Regions from separate parts of the Homo sapiens genome. Here region 2 is linked to region 1. A link is a contact called in ENCODE Hi-C or POLR2A ChIA-PET data. All regions are on one chromosome and are shown on one strand. Each heading gives the region's core, a stretch centred on a gene start or an enhancer-like site at or near the end of the contact. The rest is flanking DNA. Distances are from core to core; before and after follow the strand shown.

Region 1 (5,065 bases), core at 1,399-3,898:
AGAAAGGGGCGCACAAACAGAAAAAAAAAAAAACAAAAACAGAAATTGACGCCAAGAAACAAGAGATGCCAAAATAGATCTAATCATAGAAAGAGGCCACACGCAGTGGCTCGCGCCTGTAATCCCAGCACTGTGGGAGGCCGAGGCAGGAGGATAGCTTGAGGCCAGGTGTTCAAGACCAGCCTGGGCAACATAGGGAGACCCTGTCTCTACAGAAAATACAAGTTAGCTGGGTGTGGTGGCGGGCGCCTGTAGTCCCAGCAACTTGGGAAGCTGAGGCAGGAGAATTGCTTAAACCCAGGAGGCGGAGGTTGCAGTGAGCCGAGATGGTGCCACTGCACTCCAGCCTGGGCGACAGAGCAAGACTCTCTGTCTCAATTAAAAAGAAAAAAAACAAAGAAAGAAAGTAGGCAGCTGGCTCAGTAGCTCATGCCTGTAATCACAGCACTTTAGGAGACAGAGGTGGGAGGACTGCATGAGGCCAGGAGTTCAAGATCAGCCTGGGCAATATAGCAAGACCCTGTCTCTACAAACAATTTAAAAATTAGCCAGGTATGGTGGCACACACCTGTAATTCCAGTTACTCAGAAGGCTAAGGTGGGAGGATCACCTTGACCTACTGGTCAAGGCTGTGGTGAGCTACGATCACACTGCTACACTCCAGCATGAGTGATAGAGTGTCTCTCAAAAAAAAAAAAAAAAAAAAAAAAAAAAAAGACCAGCATGGTGGCTCATGCCTGTAATCTGAGGCAGGTGGATCGCTTGAGCCCATCTACTCGGGAGGCTGAGGCACCACAGTCACTTGAACCCATGAGGCGGAGGTTACAGTGAGCCGAGATCGTGCCACGGCACTCCAGCCTGAGCAACAGAGCAAGACTCGGTCAAAAAGAAAAGACGAGACAAAGAAATAAAGTACGTTTGGGGGTTCACAGGGCAGGTCTCTATAATGTGATAGAACCTCCATTATGTCCCATACAGCCCAGGAGTATCACCATCAAAGACCAGGAGTGTCACTGTCAAAGCCCAGCAGTGCCCTCCATACTCCAGGACTGTCCCCATATCACGGCCCCGGAGAGACCCCATCATACCGCAGTCTGCCCTTGTCACAGCCCACACATGACCCCATCACGTCTAGAACTGCCCCCTTTATAGCCCAGGACTCTCCCCCATCACAGACCAGGGCTGTTCTATGATGGCCCAAGATGCTCCACATCACAAGTCCAGATTGTGCCTGTAACTTATCAGAACTGGTCCCCAGCAGAGCCAAGTACTGTCCCAAACAGCTCAGGAATGTCCCCTATCCAAAGCCCAGCACTTTTCCCCATTATAACCAGCATTGTCTCTGCCAAATATCAGGGCTTATTTCCTATTCACCAGGTCTGAAATTAAAAAAAAAAAAAAAATCCCATTGTTGTCTTTTTCAATCCCCAGGACTATCCCTATGTTGCTGTCTAGGCCAGTACCTTCCAGACTGTCCCTACCATGGTCCAGCACTGTCCTCTCCACACCCCGGGACTGTCCCCATCACAGCTGAGGACTCAGCCCAATTATCTCCATTACAGGATATCTCTATCTTCATCAGAGCCTAGGAATGTCCCATCATGAGTTCAGGGCCATTCTATGACACCAGAACTGTGCCATGATGAGACGGTCCACATCAGTCCCAAGTGGACCTGTCAAAGCCCAGTACTGCCCCACCACAGTCCAGGAGTGTCACCACTAAAGCCCAGATTGCCCACATACCCCAGGTATCCCAGGACTATCCCTATCAGTCACTAAGAGCCGAAAAAAGTGAAATTCTGCCCTGACATTCATCAGCTAGGATAAGAGACTCAAATAAAGTCAGGTGTAAAGTTAACAGACAGTTCTCCCAAGGTTACACCGCAGCTGTGAAGGCTTGTAATGACCCCTTTCTTTGGCTGTTTCCTTCCTCACTGAGAAACCTTGTTCTCTGAAATCATAGACTCTGGGAAACGCTGCTGCTGTTTGACATCGCACAGTCAGAAGGGATCGTCTCAGCCAGCCTGCAGCATCTGTCACTTTGACCATGAGACGCTGCCTCGATTTCCAATCCAGGTGCAAAGCTTCAGATAGGAGTTTGGGAAGCACAGCAATCCCCATCTCTTATTTTTTTCAACTTTCATTCCAAGAAAATAGGACCTTGAGTCCAATTCCCAGAGCTGAGACTTGAGGTCCAACTCTGCCTTCACCTGCACCCGGCCCTGGAGGTCTGGGCCCCTTTATTCCAGCTCCCGCACAGGCTGATGCCCCACCGCACCCCAGGGCTCCGCTCCCCAAATCACAACCTCCCCACCCCCACGCCTCCCTCATTACAGGGTCCTCCACCATGTTTCCCTTTTTTTTTTTTTTTTTACCTCCCCGCCAATTACTTGCCCCACCTCATCCGCGTCTACCTGCTCCCCCTCACCCCATTAAAGCCTCGTGCTCCTTTCCAAAGGGCGCCATCCTCCTCCGCGCCCTGCAGCGGAACCCCAGGGCGGGAGGAGCGGCGCCGAGTCGGACCGGCTGCAGGCCAGTGGTCTTCCCGGAAGTGCGCCTCCCCCGGTTATTTCCCAGACCCCGGCGCGGGGCTGCGAACCCACCTGCCCCAGAGCGGCTGCGGCCATGATCCGTGCGGCGCGTAACTGTGCCCGCCCGGGGCGCGGCTCCGAAGAGAGACGTTCCGGCCACGCCCCGCTCACGCCTCCTTCTGGGGGAAGGCGGCCGACCAGCGCCCCAGGCCGTCCCAGCTCCAGGGCGTCGGCAGGGAGCCGGACACTGCTGCGGGGCGCAGGCGCTGGTGGGAGGGCAGGACTTGAAATACGGTCCCTGCCAGGCGAAGTGGCTCAGGTCTGTAATCTTAGCACTTTGGGAGGCCGAAGCGGGCGGATTACCTGAGGTCAGGAGTTAGAGACCAGCCTGGTCCAACATGATGAAACCCCGTCTCTACTAAAAATACAAAAAATTAGCCGGGCGTGGTGGCGGGCGCCTGTAATCTTAGCTACTCGGAAAGCTGAGGCAGGAGAATTGCTTGAATCGGGGAGGCAGAGGTTGCAGTGAGCCGAGATGATGCCACTGCACTCCAGCCTGGGCGACAGAGTGAGACTCCGTCTCAAAAAAAAAAAAAAAAAAAAGTCCTGGCTTGGTGGCTCACACCTGTAATCCCAGCACTTTGGGGGCCAAGGCGGGTGGATCACCTGAGGCCAGGAGTTCAAGACCAGCCTGGCCGACATGGGGAAACCCCGTCTCTACTAAAAATACAAAAATTAAGGCCAGGCACGGTGGCTTACGCCTGTAATCCCAGCACTTTGGGAGGCCGAGGTGGGCGGATCACAAGGTCAGGAGTTCAAGACCCGCCTGACCAACATGGTGAAACCCCGTCTCTACTAAAGATACAAAAATTAGCCGGGTGTGGTGGTGTGCGCCTGTAATCCCAGCTACTAGGGAGGCTGAGGCAGGAGAATCATTTGAACCCTGGAGGCGGACGTTGCGGTGAGCCGAGATCGCGCCACTGCATTTCCAGCCTGGGTGACAGGGTGAGACTCCGTCTCAAAATAAATAAATAAATAAAAATAAATACATAAAAATACAAAAATTAGTCGAGCGTGGTGCCGGGGGCCTGTAATCCCAGCTATTCGGGAGGCTGAGGCAGGAGAATCGCTTGAACCCGGGAGGCGGAGGTTGCAGTGAGCCGACATTGCACCACAGCACTCCAGCCTGGGCGACAGAGTGAGACTCCGTCTCAAATTAAAAAAAAAAAAAAAAAATCGTATCCCTCGGCCATCGTGTCTCGGCAATCCTACCCTGGGACACTCTGTCTCCAAATTCTACCCCCACAGTGCCCCCAAGTCCTGTCCCCGGGTCACTATCCTGCCACCCCTAACAGCCACAGGCCCAAACAGCCAAACCGCGGGACCCTTCCCTCACAGGGCGTCGCCCTGTTTTTCTGCGCTCCGCCCCAGTCCTCCTGCCCCACCCGCCAGCCCCGGGCTGTAGGGTCGGGGCCCACTGACAGCTCCCGCCCCCGCCGCGGCCAATCAGCGGTTGGTGCACACGCCCCCCCGGCCACAGCCAATCCGCAGCAGCCCTGCAGCTCCACCCCTCACCTGGGGGACGCCAGCGCACCCGGGCCCTGCCCCCCCCCTGGGTCCAGCTGGGGAGTCTGCGTCCCCCAGTGCCCTGCGGACCAAAACCCAGGAGTTTCAGCCCCTCCTCCCTCTGATCCAGATGTCTCAACCCCCTACTTTCTCTTCCCTTTGGACTTTTCTTGCCAGCCACCTTCCTATTCTACAGGCAGTGAGAGGAAAACTCCTTTTCCCTGAGGGCCAAGAGTAAGAGGGCCTTCTGCGTCTCCCCCTCCATTACCTCCTAATTAGCGCTTAATTTACTCTCCCCTGCGGGCCTTTAGTTAGCGCGCTGGTGAAGCCAAACCGCTCTACCCTTCCCAGGAGCCCCTGGCGACAGCGACAGGGCTAGCAACATCAGGCACCTGCTTGCTGCAAGGCCTGGGGTTGGGGGGCGGGGGGAGCTGCAGTCCTTCAGGGTCGAGGCAACTTGTGGGTCTGGGGTGCAAGGGCTAAGTGGGGCAGAAGGACTCGTCTAAAGGATGGGAAATAAATATAACGATATCCTCCTCCTTCTGGCTGCAAATCGTTTTTATGGGAACCTGCAGGGTGACCCGGCACCTTGCTAACTGGGCTTAGAGTCTAAGGGCTTGGGGGCTGCATCTGATACAGGTTGGAGTTTGGGGTGGGAGAGTCCTAGGAAGGGGGCCCCAAGTAGAAATGAGAGAAATCAGGAAGGGATATCGGGGGCGTCCACGGGGGTGCTCCGACTGGCCTTGCACCCGTACCCCAGCTCTGCACCCCCCGTCACGAGCAGTTCAATGCCCGTGCAGAAGTTGGCTTCGGAGGCCAGGAACACTGCCGCAGCCCCGACCTCAGCGGGCTGGCCCATGCGGCCCAGTGGCTGGGGAGAAAAGAGGGGGGAAGGAGGTCAAGAGGAGCCCCACTTGATCGCCATGCCCCCCACCCCCATGCCACCTTCTACCACCTGGATCTGAACC
Region 2 (5,065 bases), core at 2,566-5,065, 120 kb after region 1:
CTTTTTTCTTTTTTGAGACAGAGTCTCACTCTGTTGCCCAGGCTGGAGTACAGAGGTGCCATCATAGCTTACTGCAGCCTCAACCTTCCCAGCTCAAGCGATCCTCCCGCTTCAGCCTCCCTAGTAGCTGGGAATACAGATGCACACCACCACACCTGGCTAATTTTTTGCAGGTTGGTCTCGAACTCTTGGGCTCAAGAGATCTGCCCGCCACAGTCTCCCAAAGTGCTGGGATTACAGGCATGTGCCACCGTGCCCGGCATATTTTCTTTTCAGTGTTTACCTTTTTGCCTCCTCTGAGGTGCTGGAGTGCAGCAATAAGAAAGTAATAATTTTAGGCCGGGCGCAGTGGCTCACGCCTGTAATCCCAGCACTTTGGGAGGCCGAGGAGGGCGGATCACGAGGTCAGGAGATCAAGACCATCCTGGCTAACACAGTGAAACCCTGTCTCTACTAAAAATACAAAAAATTAGCCAGGCGTGGTGGTGGGCGCCTGTAGTCCCAGTTACTTGGGAGGCTGAGGCAGGAGAATGGCGTGAACCCGGGAGGCAGAGCTTGCAGTGAGCTGAGATCGAACCACTGCACTCCAGCCTGGGTGACAGAGCAAACCTTCATCTCAAAAAAAAAATATATATATATATTATATATATATATTTTTTTTTTTAGACCGGGTCTTCCTCTGTTGCCCAGGCTGGGGTGCAGTGGTGTGATCTCGGCTCACTGTAACCTCTGCCTCCCAGGCTCACGCCACTCTCCTGCCTCAGCCTCCAGACTACAGGTGCCCGCCACCACGCCTGGCTAATTTTTTGTATTTTTAGTAGAGATGGGGTTTCACCGTGTTAGCCAGGATGGTCTTGATCTCCTGACCTGGTGATCCACCCATCTTGGCCTCCCAAAGTGCTGGGATTACAGGTGTGAGCCACTGTGCCTGGCCGCTGAGTAGTATTTTGTTGAATCCACTGGCAGCTTAAAGGACATTTGGGCTTGAGCTATGTACAGCTGCTAACACCTGTGCACTGGTTTGTGTGCAAACATGTTATTTTTTCTTTCTAGGACAAATACCTGGGAGTATCAAAATTATTTTTTGATATTTATTATTAAATGATTTTTTCTTTTTCTTCATAGTAATGATATTGTGTCCTATGTGGATTTCCCTCCCCCTAAACCTTTTTTTTTTTTTTTTTTTTTTTTTGAGACAGAGTCTCTCTCTGTCACCCGGGCTGGAGAGCAGTGGTGCGATCTTGGCTCACTGCAACCTCCTCCTCCCAGGTTCAAGCAATTTACCTGCCTCAGCCTCCCAAGAAGCTGGGATTGCAGGCGTCCGCCACCATGCTTGGCTAATTATTTTGTATTTTTAGTAGAGATGGGGGTTTCACCATGTTTGCCAGGCTGGTTTCGAACTCCTGACCTTAAGTGATCCGCCCACCACGGCCTCCCAAAGTGCTAGGATTACAGGCATGAGCCACTATGCCCTGCCCCCTCCCCCCACTTTTTTTTTTTGGTAGAGATGGGGTCTTGCTTTGTTGCCCAGGCTGGTCTCAAAGTCCTGGCTTCAAGCATTCCTCCCATTTGGGCCTCCCACAGTACTGGGATTACAGGCGTGAACCACCGTGCCTGGTCCCATTTGTGTTTCTATTCAGCAGTTTGTGTAAACTTGAAGTCTGTGAATCCATGTGTGACACTCAGGTCTTAATTATTGTCTACCAAGTAAGAGAAAGTGACAATATCCTGCCCTGTGTGAAGCTGGCCAGCCAGTTAGGAATTATCATGTCCCAACCAGCCTGGGAAACTTGGCAAGACCCTGCCTTGATAAAAAGTTTAAAAATCGACTGGACACAGTGTCTCATACCTATAATCCCAGCACTTTGGGAGGCTGAGGCAGGAGGATTGCTTGAGCCCAGGAATTGGAGACCAGCCTGGACAACAAAGTGAGACCTTTTCTGTACAAAAAATTGCTGGGCATGGTGGCTCATGCAGGTAATCTCAGCACTTTGGGAGGCCAAGGCAGGCGGATCACCTGAGGTCAGGAATTCGAGGCCAGCCTGGCCAACACAGTGAAACCCCATCTCTAGTAAAAATACAAAAATTAGTCGGGCGTGGTAGTGGGCGCCTGTCATCCCAGCTACTCGGGAGGCTGAGGTAGGAGAATTGCTTGAAACTGGGAGGTGGAGGTTGCAGTGAGCCAAGATTATGCCACTGCATGATCACCCCAGCCTGGATGACAGAGCGAGACTTCGTCTCAAAAACAAAAAACAAACAACAACAGCAACAAAAATTAGCAGGCTGGGTGCAGTGGCTCATGCTTGTAATCCCAGCACTTTGGGAGGCCAAGGCAGGCAAATCGCAAGGTCAGGAGATCGAGACCATCCTGGCCAACATGGTGAAACCCTGTCTCCACTAAAAATAAAAAAAATTAGCTGGGCATGGTGGAGGGCGCCTGTGGTCCCAGCTACTCAGGAGGCTGAGGCAGGAGAATCACTTGAACCAGGGAGGCGGAGGTTGCAGTGAGCTGAGATCACACCACTGCACTCCAGCCTGGGGATAGAGTGAGACTCCGTCTCAAACAAACAAACAAACAAATAGCGGTAAGTGGGGCACATGCCTATACTCCCAGCTACTCAGGAGGCTGAGGCGGGAAGATAGCTTGAGCCCAGGAGTACAAGGCTGCTGTGAGCTATTATCACGCCACTGCAGTCCAGCTAGGTAACAGAGTGAGACCCTATCTCTAAAATAATTAATAAATAAAACAAAATAATTAGCCAGGTGTAGTAGCCAGTAGCTACTTTGGGTCCCAGCTACTGTAGTCCCAGGTACTAGGGTGGCTAAGGCAGGAGCTAATTCCTTGAGCTAAGGAATTTGAGGCTGCAGTGAGCTATGATTGTGCCACTGCACTCCTTCCTGGGCGACAGAGCGAGACCCTATATCAATAATAATTATAATAATACAGTATATTTTACATAATAGACCATAGAGCTCAATGAATCCTCCTCACAACCCTATGTAGGTAGATGTTATCATGATCTCTGCTTTCCAGAATAGAAAAGTGAGGACCAGAGAGGGCGACCTCTTGTCCAAAAGCAATACAGCCAAGAAGGGGCAAGGAGGGTTTTGAAACCAGTCGGCCAGGCTCTGGGGCTCCTAACAAGCAAAGCAGCCTGGTTTCTAAAACTATAGCTTCTGGAAGCAGCCAATTCACAGGTCTTTACCTCCTGACTGTGAGACCTCCAAAAAATGACCAGGGATCTTGGAGTCTGTTTCCCCCTTTGTGAACTGGGGACAATAGAAGCTACTTCCCAGGTCTGCGGGGAGAAATTAGGAACGAAGAAGGTAAAGCGCAGAGCTGAGGAGCTGGTCTACAGGTGCTCTATACATATTAGTAATAATTATTAAGTTTGCTGTTACAATCCTCTCTCTCTCTGTGAACAACCCCTAATGATGCGTGGCTTTGAGAGCAAAAAAGTCAGGGCAAAGTTTTGCCACAAAGTCCAGAGGGCAAGACATTAAATCTAACTCTCAAGGATTGGTGTTGGCAAGAAAGCAAACCTCTCCTCCCCACGCTGTCCTTACCCCGCGTATCCGACGAGCCTAAAGTCATAGGTAAGAGATCTGTAGAAGCGACGTCAAGGTGTGGTTCCCTCTGTAAGGCGGAGCTAAACGGTGCATTCGCCCAGCGGGGAAGCTAGAACTAAATGACCGCTCTGCCGACTGGAGCCAACGAGAATCGGCGTAGGCGCAATACGGGCGGAGGATGGGGACCCGCCCCCGGGGTGGGCGGGGCGTCAGGTACTTAATTCGCGCCTGGAGGGACCGAAGGTGCCGAGGGCTCCGCATCGCAACCATGGCGCTGCGCTGGGGCATCGTGTCTGTCGGCCTCATCTCCAGCGACTTCACAGCCGTGCTGCAGACGCTGCCTCGCTCTGAGCACCAGGTCTGCCCGCCCTCCGGATTCTGGGGAAGAGGAGGCGGGGGGCGGGACTCCAGAGTCTAAAGGAGGAGGGAGTTTAGGGTTCAGGACTAGTGAGTGGGTCGTCATTGCAGTGAAACGTCTGTTTCCTTGCTACCTCCTTCTCCATCTCTGTTCTGCAAACCTGTGGGGAAAAGAAAGATCAGATTGTTACTGTGTCTACGTAGAAAATGAAGACATAAGAAACTCCATTTTGAACTGTACTAAGAAAAATTGTTTCTGCTTTGAGATGCTATTAACCTGTAACTTTAGCCCCAACCGTGTGCTCACAGAAACATGTCCTGTATTGAATCAAAGTTTAATGGATTTAGGGCTTTGCAGGATGTGCCTTGTTAACAATATGTTTGCAGGCAGTATGCTTGGTAAAAGTCATCGCCATTCTCCATTCTCTATTAACCAGGGGCACATTGCACTGCGGAAAGCCGCAGGGACCTCTGCCCAAGAAAGCCTGGGTATTGTCCAGGGTTTCCCCCCACTGAGAAAGCCTGAGATATGGCCTCGTGGGAAAGGAAGACCTTACATCCCCTAGCCCGACACCAGTAAAGGGTCTGTGCTGAGGAGGAGTAGTGAAAGAGGGAGGCCTCTCTGCAGTTGAGATAAGAGGAAGGCTTCTGTCTCCTGCTCTCCCTGGGAATGGACTGTCTCAGTGTAAAGCGGACCATTCCCATTCCTTCTATTCTGAGATAGGAGAAAACCTACCTGTGGCTGGAGGCGAGATATGCTGGCAGTGATACTGCTCTGTTACTCTTTGCTACACTGAGATGTTTGTGTAAAGTGAAACATAAATCTAGCCTACGTGCACATCCGGTCACAGCACCTTTCCTTGAACTTATTCATGATACAGATTCCTTTTCTACATAGACACAGTAACAATCTGATCTCTCTTTCTTTTCCCCACACAAACCTGAGTGTCTTGAGGTTTGGAAAGGCCTTGATGTAAGCTACTATGAAGATAATTTCAATATTGGGGGATTTAATAACGGCTTTCCCCCAGATCTCTCTTTCCCAGGGCCCAAATGTCCAGCCCCCGTCATCTCTTCCCCCAGGACCACGTCTCCCCTTCCCCTGGCCAGAGCCTCCTCCTTTGCCTCCCTTCCACCC

The links. A loop is a pair of places that touch in the nucleus more often than their neighbours do. ChIA-PET counts read pairs that join two places held with the same protein, here RNA polymerase II (POLR2A). Pooled maps may share reads with other maps.
Region 2: a loop to region 1 is called in a pooled map, with 4 times the contacts of the local background. The contact joins the promoter of DHDH here to the promoter of BCAT2 in region 1. A Hi-C loop is called at or near these places in 6 of 50 pooled maps. POLR2A ChIA-PET finds 5 or more read pairs at or near these places in 6 of 52 experiments (GM12878, H1, HEK293 and 3 more).

What each region holds. Positions count from the first base shown.
Region 1 is chr19:48,808,381-48,813,445 of GRCh38, forward strand. It overlaps BCAT2 (branched chain amino acid transaminase 2), which reads right to left and starts at 2,649. Exons shown (of 11, transcript NM_001190.4): 1 at 2,604-2,649. The coding sequence starts at 2,627. LOC105372432 (a long non-coding RNA gene) reads left to right here. Exons shown (of 3, transcript XR_936017.4): 3 at 1,964-2,457. It overlaps HSD17B14 (hydroxysteroid 17-beta dehydrogenase 14), which reads right to left. Exons shown (of 9, transcript NM_016246.3): 9 at 4,638-4,968. The coding sequence ends at 4,795. RefSeq lists enhancers at 2,229-2,298, 2,572-2,866, 4,880-5,065, silencers at 2,619-2,838, 3,915-4,224 and a cis regulatory region at 3,728-4,268.
Region 2 is chr19:48,929,884-48,934,948 of GRCh38, forward strand. It overlaps DHDH (dihydrodiol dehydrogenase), which reads left to right and starts at 3,816. Exons shown (of 7, transcript NM_014475.4): 1 at 3,816-3,928. The coding sequence starts at 3,839. RefSeq lists an enhancer at 3,389-3,890.